Regions from separate parts of the Mus musculus genome. Here region 1 is linked to region 2. A link is a loop called in an ENCODE intact Hi-C map of the cell type or tissue named here. Cell type or tissue: heart. All regions are shown on one strand. Each heading gives the region's core, and the rest is flanking DNA. Links, peaks and the distances in the headings are about the cores only.

Region 1 (5,374 bases), core at 56-5,055, 190 kb after region 2:
CTCACGAACCCTAAAAACCTCACAGTGAGGGAGGGATCAGTTACAAGATGCAGCAAGTTCTAGGCTGGCAGCTGGGAAGATGAGGGAGACAGTTCATTTGCCGACACGGCCAAATGCTATAAAGTACTGGCGTTGCACACTGTGGATGTGTCAAAGTCACTCAACCGCACGACATGAAGCTGGATTTTATGACATGGGTGAATGCCCCCCCACCACCCCGCCCAGCTGAGGTGTGGTCTGTGAGTGATGGACAGTGGCGGGCCGGGCCGCTGCTGTCCGCTGCTGTTCTCGCTTACCTGGTGTAGGAGTACTTGTTGTTGCTCCTGTTGTAGAGCAGCTTCACGGCGGGCTGTGGGGGAGGAGAGGAGAGTGACTACTCCTGGGGGTGCAGGGCACACTGGCTGCCCGAAGGCTGTGGGCACAGGCTAGCAGAGCTTACAGCAGTGTTGCTACAAGTTCCAGGGGCAGGGGCAACGTGTGAGATGGGGTTTCCCACTCAGAATGCCCTTTCCCTCAAAACGCAGGCATTGGGTACTGCCTCCCCCGGCCCCACACCAAACACAGGCATACACAGGCACTCCTTATATCCCCGCCACAGACAAGCCCCCCCAACATACACATATTCTCATTCATATTCTCTCTCACTCACTCACTCATACACACACACACACACACACACCAACATTCCCCAGCCCCCCACAGGTACAATGCAGACACCCTCACACTCACACAGGTACACTCAAAGGTATACACAGACACCTCCACGCTCAGAGACATCATCCACACACAGACACCTCCATACTCATATACAAAGGTACACACACCCTCCCCATTCACACCACCCCACACTCAGTAAACACACACACACACACACACACCCCAAGCCTCGGCACACCTTATTTGACGTCGCTATAAGCCTCTGTTCTTCCTTGGAGGATGTGATGACGGGTACCTTGCAGAAGGGCTCGTAAGTATCTTTGTTCTGCTGGAACAAAACGTGCTTTCAGCCCAGGGGGCCCGCTAGCCAGAAAGCCAGGCAATGAGAGGGGAAAAGAAGCCACTTTGCACCACTCTGTCTGCCCCCCCAGAAGGACACACCACTCTGTCTGCCTGGGAGGACACTCAAAACTCAGCCCTCGATGCAGCAGGTGACTGCATAAAAGCTGCTCCACCCCACTGTAGTGGCAGCAGCAGATGAAAGGAGAAAGAATGAGCCCTGAAGCCCACAGTAGAGCCCAGACATCCCCGCCCGGCCCGGCCCCCAAGCAGGAGAAAGATCTGTACTCTGCAGTGAGAGACAGGGCAGAGCGTAGATGTGTTACTATTCTCAACGCCTTGCAAGTCCCCCGAGCCTGCTCAGTCCCCGATGGACAGCATCCAGCCATGCTTACAACCCAGACAGAAAAAGTCCAGGGCCTCTTTGGTTCTTTATGAGAGTGTTGCTAGGTAGCCTGGGCTGCCCTCAAAACTCGTGACCCTCCTGCCTCTGCCTTCTGAGTGCCTGAGTTCCAGGCACCACCACGCCTGGAGGACTCCTTAACATCTTCCCCCATAAGGCTTCCCTTGAAAAAGTCAGTCTATCATCCAACCATGAAGGCCCCCAAAAGACAATGGCTCCTAGTCCCACATATGCAGCATCTCCTTGGGCTGAAATAGAAGCCAAGGGCCACCCAATTCTGCATGGGAAACTTCTCAAATGACGCCTGAACAAACCAATACAGAGTAAAAACGCAAGGGGCGGCCTCTCAGGGAACAGACCGAGCACCTGAGGCAGTGTTCGGGTAGCCAAGGAGAAGGACAGCCCAACAGGAGGGGAGGATGGCTTTCAGACACAAAGGACAGGACAAGGAGGCAAGTTCTACAGTGAACCTCTCAGATCTGTAGACAGGGAGCTGAAGGGCCCATTCCCACACAGAGGTGACCCAGGATCTCTGGATACATCAGGGCAGTCTGGCTTGAGACTGGCCCTCCTATCTGTGAACCTGGGGCTTGAGTAGGGAAGGGGGTGCCTACTTGTAGGGCGGCCTGGCACTCTTCCAGCAGGCCCTGCACCAGGTAGTACTTGGCCTCGGCTAGCAGCTCCTCGATCTCCCGGCGGCTCTCAGGCAAGGGTACACCCCCGTCTCGCAGGTAGTTGAGGATTGTCCCAAAGTGCTTCCCACAGCGGTCAATGAGGATCCAGCCTGCAGTGGGCAGCAGGAAAACCAGGTCACAGGGCACTTGTCAGGGGAGATGCTTGCTGTCACTTAGGGGTAGGGGCGTGGGATTCAGCCACTGAGAATAAAGATTTCCAAGCTTTGAGAGAAACAGCCATCAATGACGCACTCAGCTGCCTGGAAGGAGCCTGCCTGTGTCCTGCCTTCAACGCACCACCAGCTCAAGCTGCTGGGGAAAGGCCAAAATCCCCCAAATCCATTACTCAAGTGACAGCCCAGAGTTTCTGTAAACGAAAAGGCGGCCTGGGACACTGGGCTCCAACTCAAGAATGCCAGGAAATGCTTGTGGGGAAGGCGCACTTTGAACAAATAAGGGCAGAGGCGCCGGCCAGCGCACACTCCATGAGGTTTCAATTAGCTTAGCATTCAGACTTGAAATATTTTGGTTGCTTTCAAAGCAGGCATCTATCCCTCACACTAAGCTCAACTGCCAGCATGGAGAACCACAGACTGCCATCAAGTGGCCTCTTGCTGCCTTGGAGCACACAGCACTGAGGAGAGCTTCCAGGGCCGCGGGGACAGCAGGACTGGCAGGGTAGCCCAAGAGGCTCTGACTCCAGGACGTCTCAGCACCTAGTACAATGGTGACAAGCAAGGGCCACTGTCTGAACCCCAGCTCTGCCACCTGCCTGCTCCATGTTCAGTGTTCCCCTAAGCTCTATCCCAAGGTCTCCTCTGCAGATGGGATGCACAGCACGGGCATACAGGTGTGGCCAGAGGCTGGCCAGAAAGCACGTAGCACAGCACTGGCCTGTAGGCAGCACACACAGTTAACTACAGGCATGTGACAGTGAGCACATCACATCATGGGTGGCGGAGGCAGCAGCAGCAGGACTGTCGGGACGCTGCAAACACCAGACCCCAGGAGTGAGTCGCTGTGGCTTTCAGGGTACTGAGGCTGCTGGGGCAGGGGGCAGGAGGCAGGGATAGGGGATCGCTGGAGCAGGAGACTACTGGCTGACTTCATATAAGCACACTGGTGTTTCCTCTCTGGGGAAGCCTGGGCGCTCACCCTCCTTCCTCTTCTCCCCTAGGAAGCCTCTCTTTACAACTGCAATGCATGCCAGCCTTCACAGTCACTCAGAGATACCTGTTACAACCCAAATTTCTGAGCCTAAGGCCTCAGGGAAGATCTGTGAGATGGAGCCTGTCCAGTGTACTGTAAGGCAGATTCCCAACACCCAGGCTGTGACAACCAAAACTACCTTTGGCCATTGCTAAATGCCCCTTAGGTCACAGACAGCAGCCACAATGCTTATCTGAGAATCGCAGACACATCAAGAAACCGCGGATGGGGCTGAAGTGCAGGCAGAGGCCTGTCTAGCAAGTGACAGTTCCCAGGCTCTGTCCCAGCCCTGGGAGGGAGGGGAGGAAGACAGGGAAGAGGAAGAGCAGAGGAGGGAAGGAAAAAGGAAGGAGGCAGAGACCTAACAAGAAAAGCCATGCATGAATGTAGAGGTACTGAAGAAAGCGGAGGTCAGTCAGTCTGGGGAAAGTTCCACGCAAACAGAGCCCACGAGGAAGCAGGACCCAGAGCACGCACGTCTACAGAGCAGCGAGGAGTCGGTGAGGAAAAGAAGAGGTTACAAACCAGATGCAGCCAGGCGGCTGAAAGACGAAACCCAAACCAGTAAGACAAACAGATGCACAGCATGCCAGAAATTAGGAACTGCAAAATGAACCCTAACCCGGATCACACAGCTCCTCGGCAACAGTTAAATGGTCAACAGAGCCCAGTGCGGGCAGAAGGCTAGACCACTGTGAGGCTTACCCACTGACTCAGCACCAAGGAGAAAGCTCTGGCAATAATCAGCACAGTGGAAGACACGGACAGCCGAGGGAGCGGTGGGAGCTGAGGGAGCTTAGTGCTCCAGACCTGGAGTTGGGAGGCAGGAAAGGGAAGTCCCGACCCTTGTCCCGTTTCCCCAGGGGGAAGTCTGACATCCCCAACACTGGGAACTGGACATGTCTGCGGGACCATCAAACCAACGTGTCCCACTAGCTGCAGTACATGTGCAGAAGGAATTACTCAACCTCAGGGAAACGCCTGAGCCGGGACTATTGACTCATGATGTCATAAGCACAGCGCTAAGTGAACAGGAGCGGAAGATAACACCAAACACTGTTTGAAGCCACAGGAACAGAAAGATGGTAACTCCACGGCAGTGGTAAGCATGACACTTACAAACCTGCCTGTATGCCGGATCCACCTGGGGAGCAGACTGCACCACTGTCTGGCCAGGACCCAGACAGAAGCTTTGCAGTCCTCGGGTGAGCGGACTGAGCTGCACCCAGTCAGACTAATGGTGGCCATGAAAAAGGAGCCAGGCACAGATACGGTCCAGGGGCCACCCTGCGTCAGTCTCCTGACTTTCCTGAGAGGATTGCACGTAATAAAATGAGCGAGTGCTTCAGCCTAGTTCCTACACTCCCGGATTCTGAAGGCATTAGTCAGAGATCTGCAGCCTGGGAGTTGGGACTGGGAGGGCGCAGTGTTCAAGCTCCACAGGAACAAAGCACAGCAGGCTAGCCTAAACACAAGTGGGGGAGGGGAGGACAGGGCCTCACGGGGCCCTGAACTCTTGGTCCTCCTGCCTCCACTTTCTGAATGCTGGAATTACAGGCATGTGCCACCACGCCTGGATTTCGATGTGGTGGTGGGGAGATGCTGGGCAGGCACTCGGAGCCAAGGTCCCGTGCCAGAATTTCATTCTTACTGTGGGCTGCACAAACCCTCCGGGCCACTGGGGGTGTGGGGGGCCTCAGAGAGTGCTACGGTGGTCAGAACTGAACTTTTCACAGAAGTCAGGGAAAGCCTGCTCACGGCCTCGAGGGCGCAATTCCGAACCACAAGCACATCTACTCCTGAAGGGTAAGATGGGACCCCCGTCCTCCCGTTCTCACGCCTCGGAGGTGGGCGTCCATCCTCCACCTTCAGTAATACCCGGTGGCTCAGCTCTCTGAGCACCAGCGCTGACCACGTGGCTTTCAGGCACACTCACAACTTGTAAGCAGCGTGAGACGAGGTTCAGGGAAAGCCACTCGTCCACATCCCAGCTCCAGTGTCTGGCAGGTGAGGTAGAACTGGCGCCATGCCCGACACAGGAAAAGGCTCCAAGACTGTCAGCTGAACACTTGCCGTGGCAGAGGAAGGACTC
Region 2 (5,374 bases), core at 243-5,242:
ATCAAATCTCTCTGTGTGCTGCAATTTGCTTTCTCCTGCCAAAAAGAATTCGGGCAAATTCACATCAAGTTTGCCCCAGCTGCTGCTGCTTGATCTCATGGTCCGGCTGTGTGAACCGCTGTCCCTAGAACCCCCCCCCCCCCCCCCCGTGAAAGTTGCAGGCGCCTTTCACGCTGTCAGCAGGAAAGTAGGCTATCCCCCAGAACATTGAGGGAGTGTCGGGAGTTCGGAGATAAAACCTCTCTGGCTGCCAGGAAGCTGCAGAGCAGGGCTCTTCTGTAGGATCCTGAGCTGGGCAGGGAGGGCTGTTTTGAGTATCTTCATTTCCCCCCCCCCCCCGTTTTTGATGCGGTTACTTTAAATTGGGTCGGTGGGAGGATGGATACTTTTGGATACTGGTGGGTAACTTCCAAAAAGAAAAACATTTCCCTTACCTCCCTCCTTCTCTTCTTCCCTCCCTTCCTCCTTTTTCTCCTTTTTTGAGGAGGAGAAGTTAAAACCACGGGGGAACCTTCTAGAAAGTCCTAACCGAGAATTTTGCTCACCCGTTTTATTTTCCTTCAAGTGTCTAACATACGATCTAACACATCTAACCTCGGAACCTGGGCAAGGGTCCCAGTTGTGGAGGCAGGGTGCTTAGTGCCCCCTAGAGGGAGACCCCGGACTTGGAGCTCAGCGCACAGTGCTTGACCACTAAGCCACGCCCCAGCCCCTCCCCCAATGGCTCATGGAGATGCTCGTTTGGATGATCTTCAGATCCTACTTAAGTACAGTCCTGTCCCAAGGATTCACGTCCATCTCTGGTCCACACCTTCCTCATCTGTGCTGCTAAGGAGCGGTGGGGATGAGACGGGGGCTCCCGGGCTTGTCCGCGTTTTGTTGATGCGTAACAGGGGTCCTGGTGGCCCCCGACAGTAAAATCGCTTGCCACCAATCCTGATAATTCAATCTCCAGGACTCAAGTAGTGGAAGGCGAGGACCAATTCCTACAAATCGGTTTTTTTTTTCTTTTTTCTTTTCTTAAAGATTTATTTATTTATTATATGCAAGTACACTCTAGCTGTCTTCAGACACTCCAGAAGAGGGCATCAGATCTTGTTATGGATGGTTGTAAGCCACCATTTGGTTGCTGGGATTTGAACTCAAGACCTTTAGAAGGTCAGTCGGTGCTCTTCCCCGCTGAGCCATCTCTCCAGCCCAATAAATCGGTTTCTTTATCTCCACACTTGCTGAGGAAGGGCCACTAACCGCCAATAAACAAACAAACAAACAAGTGAATGAATGAATAGTAAATAAATAAATAATAAATGTAACTTAAAAAGTCAAGTGCTTCTTGGAGGGATGTCTTAAGAGGCTCTGAAGCGACCTCCCTCTTCTGAACAGTTTTCAGTATTTTCCTCGGATCCCTCCTACGGGTGTCCAAAGTCTGGACGGCAGTGCAGAGGGCTGTGGAACCCACAACCGCCACCTCTCGGGAGGGGTTCTGGGGAGGGACGTGAAATACATCCTTGAGTCCTAAACTCAAGGTCAGGGGCAGAAGTATGGCGCAGGGACAGCCCTGGAGGAGGCGGGGTCTGGGCGGGACTAGTCCCTGGGGTGTGACCTGGAGTGGCTGGGAGCAGGATGGAAGGTTTGGCCCATGGGGCGTGGCCTAAGCGGATGTGGAGGGCGTGGCCAGGCAATCAGCATGGGTGGGATCTGGGTGCCCGGTGAGAGGTGTGGCCTGGGGAGGGCGTGGCCAGGCGGGCCTTGGTTTGGGTTTCCCAGAGTCTGGAACAGTTCGGGATGGCCGGGGAGGCTCGCTGTCCCGCGACCCACAGCTGTCACAAGCTGCGGCCAGGGCCCCTCCTCGAGGACGCCTCAACCTCCGCCTCTGGTGGCGAGCTGGTGACCCTGCTGTGCCTTGGGAGCCGGGCTTGCTCGCTTCCTGTGATTAGGGGGTGCAAACTGCACATCCCCCGCCCTGTTGGGATTGGCCCGGTAGGCTGGGCAACATGAGCCCTGCCAAATGCAAGGTCTGTTTCCCTGAGCTCGCAGGAAAGTAAGTAAGCCCGCGATTTTAATAACTGCTTTTGCAAACTTAACGCACCCCTCTCCGTCCAGGTCAACTGTCTGCCCCTTAGCACCTCGCCTTTCCCCCTTCTTCCGCCCCAAGAGATGCGAGCTTAGCTTGGCCGCTGCAGGAAGAATCCCACCGCTCAAACTTGCGGCCTAGGTGGGCAACCAGTGACGATGTTTGGAGAGCTCTGCCCACCACACAGCTGCCTCAAGATTGTTCCCTGGGACGCACTACTCTTCCCTCCATCTTCATCCCTTTGGCCTTGAGAAAATAACGTTTGTGGGAGGCAACACTTATTGAGGCTGAAGCCTTGGGAAAACCCAGACATCCTGAGCAGGCTTTGTATTTGAGGTCACTTTCTGAGCGTACCCCACTGTTTTCCTTTTCTCTTTCATTTTATTGCACTTTAAACCACTCACCAAAGGGATGCTGTATTCGCTGCTGAGAATTCAGCCCGAATAAGGGAGTGCGGTACACATTTATAATCCTAGCACTGCTGAGGCAGGAGGATTGAGTTAAGAGGCCAGCTTGGGCTATATAGGAAAACCCACACACGTAAAGCCCCTCCCCCCCCAAAAAAAGCCCAAATGAACAAACTAAGGAAATTATAAACACGAAGAGGAGTAAAGATATAATTCCACCTGGATCAACAGCTGATACTTGACAAATCTTGTTTTCAGAGCAGATGTTTAATTTATAAAATTGAACCATATTTATTGTAACCTATTAGTCTTTTTAAAAAAATTTATTTTATGTATTTGAATGCTCTATCTGCATATACACCTGCATGCCAGAAGAGGGCATCAGATCCCATTTCAGATGGTTGTGAGCTACCATGTGGTTGCTAGGAATTGAACTCAAGGTCAGGTTAGGAGCCAGTGCTCTTAACCGCTGAGTCATCTCTCCAGCCCCTTTTTTTTTTTTTTTCCTTCTTCTTTTTCTTTTCTTTTTCCCAAATTGGCTCTGCAAATTATGAGTTTATCTGCATTTATCTGGCCTGAGGGCAGTGGTTCTTATGCTTTTAAATAATTAAAAACAATCAAGAGAAGAACACTGTTCATGTAAAAAACAAACAAACAAAACTAGGAGGAATTCAAAGGCCAGAGTGCATAAATAAAGTTTTATTGGCACACAGCTTCACTCGCTGGTTTCTGGGAAGCCTGTGGCACATCTTGCTAGAAGTCCTCAGTAGTGACAGAGGGCAGACTTTATAACACCTGAAGTATCAGCTAGCTGTGACTTGCCATGCTTGTAGGTGTCAGCCAATCTCACATGCTACAACATCCAATCTCTCTGCCTCCAGAGGATTGGGATTAAAGGTGCACCACTGCACTCTTACTTAGCCCAGGCTGGCCTTGAACTCACCATTCCACCCAAGGGTACCTTCAACTCCTGCTGCTCCTTCTTCCTCTGTTTTCTGAGTGCTGGGATTACAGATATGTAGTCCCTGTTTAAAAAAAAAAAAAAATATATATATATATATATATATATATATACATACATATATATATTCTGAGTGCTGAGATGGATATTATACACACACACACACACACACATATATATATATAAAATGTACATATGTTGTATAGATATATAGCCTGCTGATGAAGCCCCCATGTCAGCCTAGCTCAGGGTCAGTGTGCTGTTTTCCTAAAAAGCCAAATAGTAAATACTTTGTGACAATACAGCCTTTCACAGCTACTCACTGCTGTTTCCTGTGGCAGTAGCTACCTGTTTATATGGGACTGGCTGTGTTCCATTAAAGGACCTTGAAATGAGCCGTTTGTATGATTTATTGTGTATCATAATATAGAATTCTTTGGACCCCCCCTCCCCCAGAACCACTTAAATCTGTTTAAACCATTCACAGCAGATTAAGATCGGCCCAGGGACTCTGATTGTTCACCCTTGACCTGGTATCATTCCAGAAGGCATCCGGAGGTTGTATGGCCTGAGAAATTCCCAAAGGTTGGGCTGGCAAGCCAGGGCAGCAGACAATTCCTGGAATCTACCCAGTGGAAGGGGAGAACTGACTTCTAAATGTTGTCCTCTGATTTCTTTCCACATACATGCAGCCCATCCACAAATAAGTTAAATTAAAACATTGAAATAGAAATTATAGAAGGTCTATTTATCTGGTATCATAGTTATATGTAAGATTTGATTTATTTCTATGTGTGTATATGATGTGTGTGTGTGTGTATGTGTATCTGTATTTGCTGTGTGTGTGTATGCATGTGCATGCATGGGTGCATGTGTGCATGTTATGTGCATGTGCATGCGAGAGTGTGTATGCCATCAGAGGCCAGAAGAGGGTGCCAGATCCTCTGGAAATGGATTACAGGTAGCTGTAAGCCACCTGATTTGAGTGCTGGCTTCCCAAAAGGAACAGCAAGCTCTCTTTAACAGCTGAGCCATCTCTGCAGCTCCTGGGATCCCAGTATTGAGTTGTCTGTAGGAAAGTAAATTCAGTGGCTTCCCCTGGCTCCAAGTCTTCTCCCTGCATTTCCATTACTGACAACAGAAACTCAGCACTCACACTGCCTTCCACCCATCACCTGGTGGTCAGGATGGTAGAGGGCAAGGGATTTGAGTGTTGGAGAACGCCAGGGCCCTGGACAGGGAGGCAGCTGGGACATTCCTATCAGGGACAAGTCTCCTTCAGTGTACAGCCTGTTTATCCTTTTCCAGATTCTTTGTTCTTCGGTCCTAGGACAGTACCCAAGGTCTGCTGCACCATAGGCAAGTGTCATATTGCTTAGTGACACACCCACCTCCCTAGATGCTTCATGTCTGCAGACTTGCCTGACCCACCCCGAGAATTTGTTTTGTTGAAACAGTCTGTCTATGCTGCTCAGGCTGGCCTTGAACTCATGATCTTCCCTCCTCTGCCTCCCAGGAACTGGGATTTCAGGTGTGCACTACCACTTCCCCCTTTGGGTCCCCTGAATATTTCATCCTATGAGAGGAGGCACGGGGTGTTGTAGGGGCATCTTGAGGTCACAGGGGCAACCGATTCTACATCAGAAACTTGGGGCGTTTCACAGCTGGAGCTCTGCTGGTGTCTGTGGCCATGCTGTGTATTTGCACAGGGTTGAGCAACGTCTCTGATCTCACCTCCATACCCACACTCATTTCCAGAGACGACCCTGCAGTGCTTCGCCTTTGTATCCTAGTCAATCTTTCCTACCTCAGTATGAAAATCTGAGGTGAGATAGAGTTGGGTTACCAGCCCAGCTCTGCTGTTTGTCAGCTGCGGGACTTGAGGCCAGAGGACCTCTCTGAACCCCTGTCTCATTATTCCGAGCAGGAGAT

Evidence for each region. Hi-C counts contacts between places; a loop is a spot of excess contacts. Peaks named below come from ENCODE experiments on the same cell type or tissue, not always from the same donor. Only the 100,000 strongest peaks of a DNase experiment are listed, where the experiment ranks them.
Region 1: a loop joins it to region 2, with 2.4 times the contacts of the local background. A loop is called at or near these places in 4 of 42 quality-filtered maps.

Annotation. Positions count from the first base shown.
Region 1 is chr5:114,368,046-114,373,419 of GRCm38, forward strand. It overlaps Kctd10 (potassium channel tetramerisation domain containing 10), which reads right to left. Exons shown (of 7, transcript NM_026145.4): 3 at 2,014-2,183; 4 at 896-982; 5 at 297-349. Among named protein-coding and RNA genes, the nearest start is that of Kctd10, 9.8 kb to the right of the region's middle. In heart, for the core only: a CTCF peak has its summit at 2,663 (motif pointing left); DNase peaks (open chromatin) are centred at 2,456 and 4,166; H3K4me3 peaks cover 289 bases; H3K27ac peaks cover 3,302 bases.
Region 2 is chr5:114,174,150-114,179,523 of GRCm38, forward strand. All of the region lies in intron 1 of Acacb (acetyl-Coenzyme A carboxylase beta), which reads left to right. Among named protein-coding and RNA genes, the nearest start is that of Acacb, 11 kb to the left of the region's middle. In heart, for the core only: CTCF peaks have their summits at 648 (motif pointing left), 1,879, 2,851 (motif pointing right) and 4,362 (motif pointing right); DNase peaks (open chromatin) are centred at 742, 1,682 and 4,007; H3K4me3 peaks cover 2,326 bases; H3K27ac peaks cover 2,078 bases.